Regions from separate parts of the Homo sapiens genome. Here region 2 is linked to region 1. Evidence: read pairs that join two places in POLR2A ChIA-PET (ENCODE). Cell type or tissue: OCI-LY7. All regions are shown on one strand.

Evidence for each region. Peaks named below come from ENCODE experiments on the same cell type or tissue, not always from the same donor. Only the 100,000 strongest peaks of a DNase experiment are listed, where the experiment ranks them.
Region 2: POLR2A ChIA-PET joins it to region 1 with 6 read pairs; 3 of 35 experiments call an interaction of 5 or more read pairs at or near these places.

Annotation. Positions count from the first base shown.
Region 1 is chr22:40,591,807-40,595,806 of GRCh38, reverse strand. It overlaps MRTFA (myocardin related transcription factor A), which reads left to right. Exons shown (of 15, transcript NM_020831.6): 2 at 1,072-1,133. Among named protein-coding and RNA genes, the nearest start is that of MRTFA, 43 kb to the left of the region's middle. RefSeq lists enhancers at 1,233-1,442, 2,023-2,222 and a silencer at 2,068-2,362. In OCI-LY7, a CTCF peak has its summit at 2,727; a DNase peak (open chromatin) is centred at 1,796; H3K4me3 peaks cover 2,432 bases; H3K27ac peaks cover 2,591 bases.
Region 2 is chr22:40,466,614-40,470,613 of GRCh38, reverse strand. The region is part of intron 3 of MRTFA (myocardin related transcription factor A); the gene reads left to right. Among named protein-coding and RNA genes, the nearest start is that of MRTFA-AS1, 53 kb to the left of the region's middle. In OCI-LY7, no CTCF peak of the experiment used is centred here; no DNase peak of the experiment used is centred here.

The DNA.
Region 1 (4,000 bases):
CTGGAAAGACTTTCTCCACTCTTTGCTGATCTAACTTATTTTTAAAGGTCCAGCTTTAGAGCATCTCTTACGTAAAGCCTTCCTCTCTTTTCCCCAGAGCTTGCTGATTTTTTACTGTGAATGATTGCACAAAGAGGCTGTATTATGCCTCATAATAAGGACTTCCATTTCTTGAACTGTTTTTGTTTTGTCTTATCTGTCCAGTTAGTTTCTCAACTCCTTAAGGGAAGAGAATGAATCCTCTTCAGCACCTGGTATTAGTGCTCATCACATTGTGAGGACTCAAGAAGTAAATGATGAATGTAGAACACTTATACATACAAACCATTATGATAACCCACCTACGGTGGTAGAGATTGCCTATGTTTATTTAAAAGGCATTTCTCGGCCGGGCGCGGTGGCTCACACCTGTAATCCCAGCACTTTGGGAGGCTGAGGCAGGTGGATCACGAGGTCAGGAGATCGAGACCATCCTGGCCAACATGGTGAAACCCCGTCTCCACTAAAATACAAAAAAAAATAGCCCGACGTAATGGTGCACACCTGTAGTCCCAGCCTACTTGGGAGTCTGAGGCAGGGGAATTGCTTCAACCTGGGAGTCGGAGGTTGCAGTGAGCTGAGATTGCGCCATTGCATTCCAGCCCGGCGACAGAGCGAGACTCCTTGTCCAAAAAAAAAAAAAAAAAAAAAGGCATTTATCAACACCAATAAGAGCAGTTTTCAGAGGTATAGGACAATTGTCATTTGGATATAAGGATATAAAATGAGTTAATAAAAACACTTGTCTCATAGAGTTGTTGTGAGAATTAGTTTTAATATTTAAGTACTTGCAACAGTATCTAGCATATAGGAAGTGCCCAATCAGTGTTACCTATTATTTAACTCCACTTACATGGGCCTTTTTTTTTTTTTTTTTTTTAACCAGTGACAGAACTCTTAACACTGTTGTGTGCATGGAGAGGATTGAAAGGAGATAAGAAACAGCTTCTTACCTTTGAAACCAAACGCCTTTTAGGAATGGGAAGAACTGTTTATATTGCATGAACTTTTATTTTTCTGTTTGTGTTGTAGTGATCGGAGGGTATGGTTGGCATGGAATTGAATTTCATCTGTCTGTGGGAATTGTAAGCAAGGTAGGTCCCAGATTTATTTACTCTTCCCTCCCTCCTTTCCTAATGTGGTCGTTAGTATCTTCAATTGTACTGACCTAGAATAGATCAGATTTGACTATTGTTTGGGGAAACATTATCTTTTTCAGTCTCACTCATCGTGCCTCCTGATGGTCTGTCCTGTGGTTTAATGTTGTGGACTACATCTAGTATCTCATTAGAATGTAGAGAATGCTAAGAAACAACATAACCAATGTAAAATTTTGGTGGTCCTAGAACAGAACCATGAATTTACACATGTACCCACCCACACATACCCCTACCTCTTTAATCCAGTCCTTGAGGGCAGAAGTTTTTGTGTTGGAGCCATTATGTAAACCAATTTAGGGTGGTGGGTAATGGTAGGCTAGCTTATTCTGATCACTCTAAAAATCAGTAGCCTGTGTGAATGGTAGACTAAATGCAACAAAGGACCTGACTAGACAGTAGCCAGGCCATTACTGGCAACTGTAAATTTTGTTACTGATGACAGGATCTGTCCATCTGTAACCACTAGAGTTTGATTTGACACAACATGCTTTGTTCCTATCTTAAGCTCCTGGGCCTGAACAAAAGTACACCAGATAGAGCTTTGGCTTATGTATCTGTCTTATGTCAGGTGCCTGCAAAAAGAGCTATAGATGGCAGTTCACGCAGCTCTGCAAAACTATTTCTGTCAGAATATTTCCTGTCAAGGTAAAGGCTACTGCTAGTTCATGTAGTTCTAGTTTTCTACCACCATAAGTATGTTGAGATTCCCGTTGCTTATTGGTACAGGAGACCTGGCTCAGTTGCAGAGTAAACTTGACAGTCAAAACGGAACTCCCCAACCAGGAATCCTGTAAACTTGTGTGTGGGGTTCTATGGGTTGATGTCAGTCTGGACTCTTGCTGCATCTACACTTAGCACAGGTTCTTGAGACTGGCTTTCTCTCAGTCACAAAGAAGAGATTAGTACATTGCTACAGGGAAAAACAGTGTAGCCACTTCCTATAGCAGAAGGAACATGGCCTTGGAATTGACGCTGCTGTCTAGGAAGGAGGAGGAGACGGTAGATTAAAGTTAAACTTCTGTAAATGAATCCTTTGTCATCATCTAGTGGTCTGAATTTTCTGGGTGTGATCTGTGTGGTCAGTAAATTATCTTTTTTCTATTGTTCTACTTTTATATTGGGGTAATAAACTATTCCATGGAAATACTGTGTGATAAAATTAATGGAAAGTAAAGAAAGGTACCAACTTTTATTGAATTCCTGCTGGAGTTAGGCATTGTACTGTAAATTTTCATGTATGTTCTTTTACTGAAATATATCAAGTTCATTGATATTACAGCTTTTCAAGTCTAGGTGAATAATATTGTGACTCAGTGTCTTGAACTATTTATAATAGCCATTTAGAGGAAATAGAATTTTGTAGTGTTTTATGTTACTTCATTTGTTTTCTGGAGAAGGAAAGAATAATTATATGAGTTAATTTTTTTCTTTTTTTGGGGGCTTGCTACTGATTAGCCAAAGGCAGGGTGGAGACTGGCGGGTTTGAAATTAGAGACACCTGTGCTGTTTTGGGAAGTTGAGGCTCTTGACCTAGGATTTGCTGAAGTTGGTGCAGGAGAGGTCAGTGTAGGTTAATATTTTCAGAGCTCAAAGCAAGTGTGGATTGGGGTTGTTTATAGGTGCAGTTTTGCTTGATCTCTGTATCTGCAAATGGAGTAAAAAAGTACAGTACTGCTGTTTTGGGAAACTTCTGCAAAAGTCCCTGAGCCAATGCAAATTAATTTTCTTCAAAAATACCAAGAAAATTCCCCATTTGGCTGTTTCACCTGGTTGAGGGAATTGACTCTTGTCATTATGCTTGTAAAGAAATTACCAGGCTGGGTGTGGTAGTTCATGCCTGTAATTCCAGCACTTTGGGCGGCTGAGGTGGATGAATTGCTTGAATCCAGGAGTTTGAAACCAGCCTGGGCAACATGGTGAAATCCTGTCTCTACAAAAAACACCAAAAAAAATTAGCCAGGCATGGTGACATGTGCCTGTAGTCCCATTTGCTAGAGAGGCTGAGGTGGGAGGATTGCTTGAGCCTGGGAGGTAGAGGCTGTAGTGAGGTGTGATTGCATCACTGCATTCCAGCCTGGGTGACAGAGTGAGACCCTGTCTCCAAAAAAAAAAAAAGAAAAAAAAAATGTCCACAGATTTTTTTTTTTTTTTAAGTTAAGAGACAGGGTCTTGATTTATTACCCAGGCTGGAGTGCAGTGTGGAACATTTACAGTTCACTGTAGCCTTGACCTCCTGGGTTCGAGTGATCCTTCTGCCTCAGCCTCCGGAGTAGCTAGGACTGCAGGTGTGTGCCACCACGCCTGGCTAATTAAAAAAAATAATTTTTTTTTTTTTTTTTTTGTAGAGACTGAGGTCTCACTGTGTTGTCCGGGTTGGTCTTGAACTCCTGGCCTCAAGTAATTCTCCTACCCCGGCCTCCCAAAGTGTTGGGATTTACAGGCATGAGCCACCATGCCTGGCCCACACATTCTTTTAAAACAATTATAAATTTGATTTTCTGTTTTTAAATTTTCTCTTGAAATTCTTCTCTCATGGGAGATACCATCTCTATGTCTTTCAGTCATGCAGTAATTGGGGGTCAGAATAAATTGTTCAGCTCTTTCCTAGGTGATATGCAATTAAACTGAAGTCTTCCTTCTCCTTTGGACTTGTGCATATATCTATGAAAGAAGAAAATCTGGTTAAGAGCAGCAGAATTACCTGGAGATACTATACTGTCCTTTCAAGGGCTGAAATGGACACATTAACATTTCTTAATCTATGCATTTTTCCATTTTTATTTTTCTGTCTATTGAATGAA
Region 2 (4,000 bases), 130 kb after region 1:
TTACCATGGTTTAATTTGCTCTTTTCCTAGTTTCCTTTTTTAAAATTAGCTGAATTTCATATTCATCTAGTTTCTTAAGGTAAAGGCTTACCGCATGTATTTCAGATCTTCTTTTCCAGTGTAGGCTGTGAATTTTCTAATATAAACCTATGAGTTTCCCTCTAAGCACTGTTTCAGCTGTATTCCAGAAATTTTGATAAATTGTTTAGTTCAAAGTACTTTCTAATTTCTCTCATTCTCTTTTGACCCATTGGCTGTTTAAGGGTGTGCTCTTTAATTTCTGCATATTTATGAATTTCCCAAATTTTCTTTTGCTCTTTATTATGTTTCTTTATATATATATATATATATATATATATATATATATATATATATATATATAAAATTTTGGAGATGGGGTCTTGCTGTGTCACCCAGGCTAGAATGCAGTGGTACAATCTCGGCTCACTGCAACATCCACCTCCAGGGTTCAAGCAATTCTACTACCTCAGCCTCCTGAGTAGCTGGGATTATAGGCACCCGCCGCCATGCTTGCCTAATTTGTGTATTTTTAGTGGAGACGGGGTTTCACCATGTTGGCCAGGCTGGTCTTGAACTGCTGACCTGAGGTGATCCACCTGTCTTGGCCTCCCAAAGTGTTGGGATTACAGGCGTGAGCCACTGTGCCCAGCCATATATTCTTTATATACATAATATTTATAGAGATGGGGGTCTTGCTATTTTGCCCAGGTTGGTCTCTGACTCCTGGCCTCAAGCGATTTTTCTGCTTCAGCCTCCCAAAGTGCTGGGGTTGTAGGTGTGAGCCACCATGCCTGGCCTGTTTTTGATTTCTAATTTAATTCCATTGTCATCACAGAATGATTTTAATCCTTTTAAATGTACTGAAATTTGTTTTATTGCTTGGTATGTGTTGTGACCTGGGGAGTGTTCCATGTGTGCTTGAAAAGAGTGTATATTCTGCCATTGTTAGGTGGAGTGTTCTATATGTTTGTTAATTCTATTTGGTTGATGGTGTAGTTCAAATCCTATATGTCTGCATTAGTCTGTTTTGGGTTGCTAAAAGGGGTACATGAGGCTGGTTAATTTATAAAGAAAAGAGGTTTATTTGGCTCATGGTTTTTCAGGCTGTACAAGCATTGCACCAGCGTCTGCTCAGCTTCTAGAGAGGCCTCAGGAAGCTTTTACTTATGACAGAAGGCACATGGGGAGCAGGAGTGTCACATGGCGAGAGAGGGAGCAAGAGAGATCCCATGCTCTTTTAAACCAGCATGCACATGAGCTAAAAGAGTGAGAACTCATTACTTGCGGGGAGGGCACCAAGCCACTCCCAGGACATCTGCCGCCATGACCCAGACACTTCCCACTAGGCCCCGCCTCCAACATTGGGGATCATATCTCAGCATGAGGTTTGGAGGGGGCACACATTTGAACTGTTTCAATATCCTTACTAATTTCTACCTAGTTGTTCTGTCTATTGTTGAGAGTGAGGTAGATTGCGATTTTTAGAGGAGATAAACTCAAATACTCCTTATTCAAAGTTAGTTAAATAAGCACCATGCAATTTATTAAAATGTAGAAATGCTCTAGTATTAGTTGTACCTTACAAATGCCAGAAATGACATCTATTAATTTACTTTCTAGTATACTGGGGCTATTTTAATGTTTTTAGTGTGAAGGTCATTGTTAATTCTCATGAAAACTGATGCATTCAAACTTGGCTCCAACCAGACCAGTCTTTCAGTTGATTGTTTCTGGATAGCAGTTTCCCCCCTGAAGTATGACAGCCTCCAGAGTTGGAAGCCAAATATCTGAGTGGGGGAAGAGAAAAGATTTTTGAGAAGGCTTGTCTGCATTTTGGTCTCCTCAAGCATATACACCTCATTAATTTTCAAATGCAGCACTGTTTTGGCTGGCATATAATTTCTAGTCCAGGGGCATTTCCTTTACTCATCAACAAGTTTGTTTTGGAGCCTTTTCTAACATAAATATTCTGAAAAGTGGTGGCCAAGTTTATTGTCATTTGATTAGAAGTTTCATGAGAAAAAGACTTGTCAGTATTCCTGAGTTACAGCTCAGTTAATGAAATGTCCCTACAGTCTGAGAATCTTCCTTGAGAGGACTTAGCTGGGCAAAAGATTATGTGGAGGGAGGGGTCTTGTTTTTTTACTGTCCTGTTCTTCCCATACTAACCCCACCTTCCTATTCTTTTCTACTTCCTCATAATTTATACTTTATCTTCTGATTGTAGAAGTCTTGGTGGAATCAATACATGTATAAGGTAGGAACAGCTATCAACTGCATGTTTCCTTTCCAGTGAAATCCAGGACAAATGACCGGTGGAAGAGCTAGGCTTGAGAACTCCACTTCTTACTCCTTTCTTGTTCCAGTCTTGATTGACCCAGCTGTTTGATGTGTTCATTTCTTGGGTATTACCCCTCGAATCCTATCAACATCCTTCCATGGTCTTACAGGGCAGAGATATATTAAGGTCACTCCTTGGCTTTTCCCTCACCCCCAAAGTAGCTAGTTATTCAAATAGCAATTGATGCCTTTGTTTGAGGCAGGTAAAAAACTTGATTATTTCCATGGAGAGTGGAGAACCTAGGGTTTTTCACTTTATGGTTGGGTTTCTTTTCTTTTTATTCCATTCTTTTCTGGCAGGCAACTCAGTTGATTCACCACCCATCAGCTCTAAAGACATCTGTTCATCTATGTATAGGTTGTTCACACAGGCCCATTTAGAAACATGATATATTAAATTTGTGGAAATCAGTAACAGTAAAGGATTAAAGACTTATGCTTGTATACAAATAAATATTTTTGTTGAGTCTTTATTGGCTTGGGGAATGATGAGCAAATCTAAGTAGTGATATACAATGACATAGAAAGATGTCAAAATTCCTACTCTCCTAAATCTCCATAGGCTTATACTGTCTGTGAAAAATCATCATTTGTTTCAGATATTTCTCGGTGAGAGTGGATGTGTATTAAATTTATGGCCTCTGAAATTTATTCCTGATTTTGGTAACTTTGGCAGTGAACACAGAACATATGGCTCTGTGGTATTTACTGAAAGTAGGTTATTAAATAATTGCTTCTAAAATGAATAATCCTAAGGTCTGGAAATGTAAAGTCATTTTGTTTAGAATGCTTAGAATTAAGAGGAATTAATAGACCAAGGAAACAAAAACTCCATATAAACAGCTGTTTCTTTGTAGTTGGAAGTCTTAGACGATGGATCATTTTTAGTCTACACAGATAAACATAAAGCAGATAAATTATAAAACAAAATGAATTATAGGTTGACTGCCATAATTCTGAGTTTACTGCTTCAGTCTTTTTTCCCCCTCTTTGTAACCATTGAAGGTTATGCAGTGCATAAAACAACACATACCTAAATCAGGTTATTGCAGTACCCAAGATGATACTGATACAGGATAATTCTGTTATTTGAGTGGGGAACTTTGTCAGATGTCAGATAAGCACAGAGTTCAAAGTTAACTCCTGGGAGGGACAAGATGGAATTTTCAGATAACTGAACTTTAATTTCATTCAGTTTTAGAGATGGAAAAGGTTTATTAGATAAGCTTTCGTCTTTGTACTGGAGCTGTATATGTGTGTGTATAAATATATATATATATATACATGCATAATATATACACGGTTGTGTATATGTGTATGTATATATAAGCTGAATATGCCTTTACTGTAATCTCCACAGAAAACTTGAATCAAATTTATTAAATGTGTTAGCTTTCATAAATTTAAATTTTTGCGTTCATGAAGCAAGAAGTTTTTCAATCAAGAAGTTTATGTAATATCCCTATGGCCCTATTCATATATGGTTTACTTAAGAAGGCTAGTGGTTAATATTTCAAAATTATTCTTGGATTAATAGCCATTGCTTATGTTATTGTTTCTTTGAAGTGTTCAGACTTACTGAATTGCATTGTTCCCTTATTCTCTGAAATAAAATTAATTTGTCACATTTAATAATTTT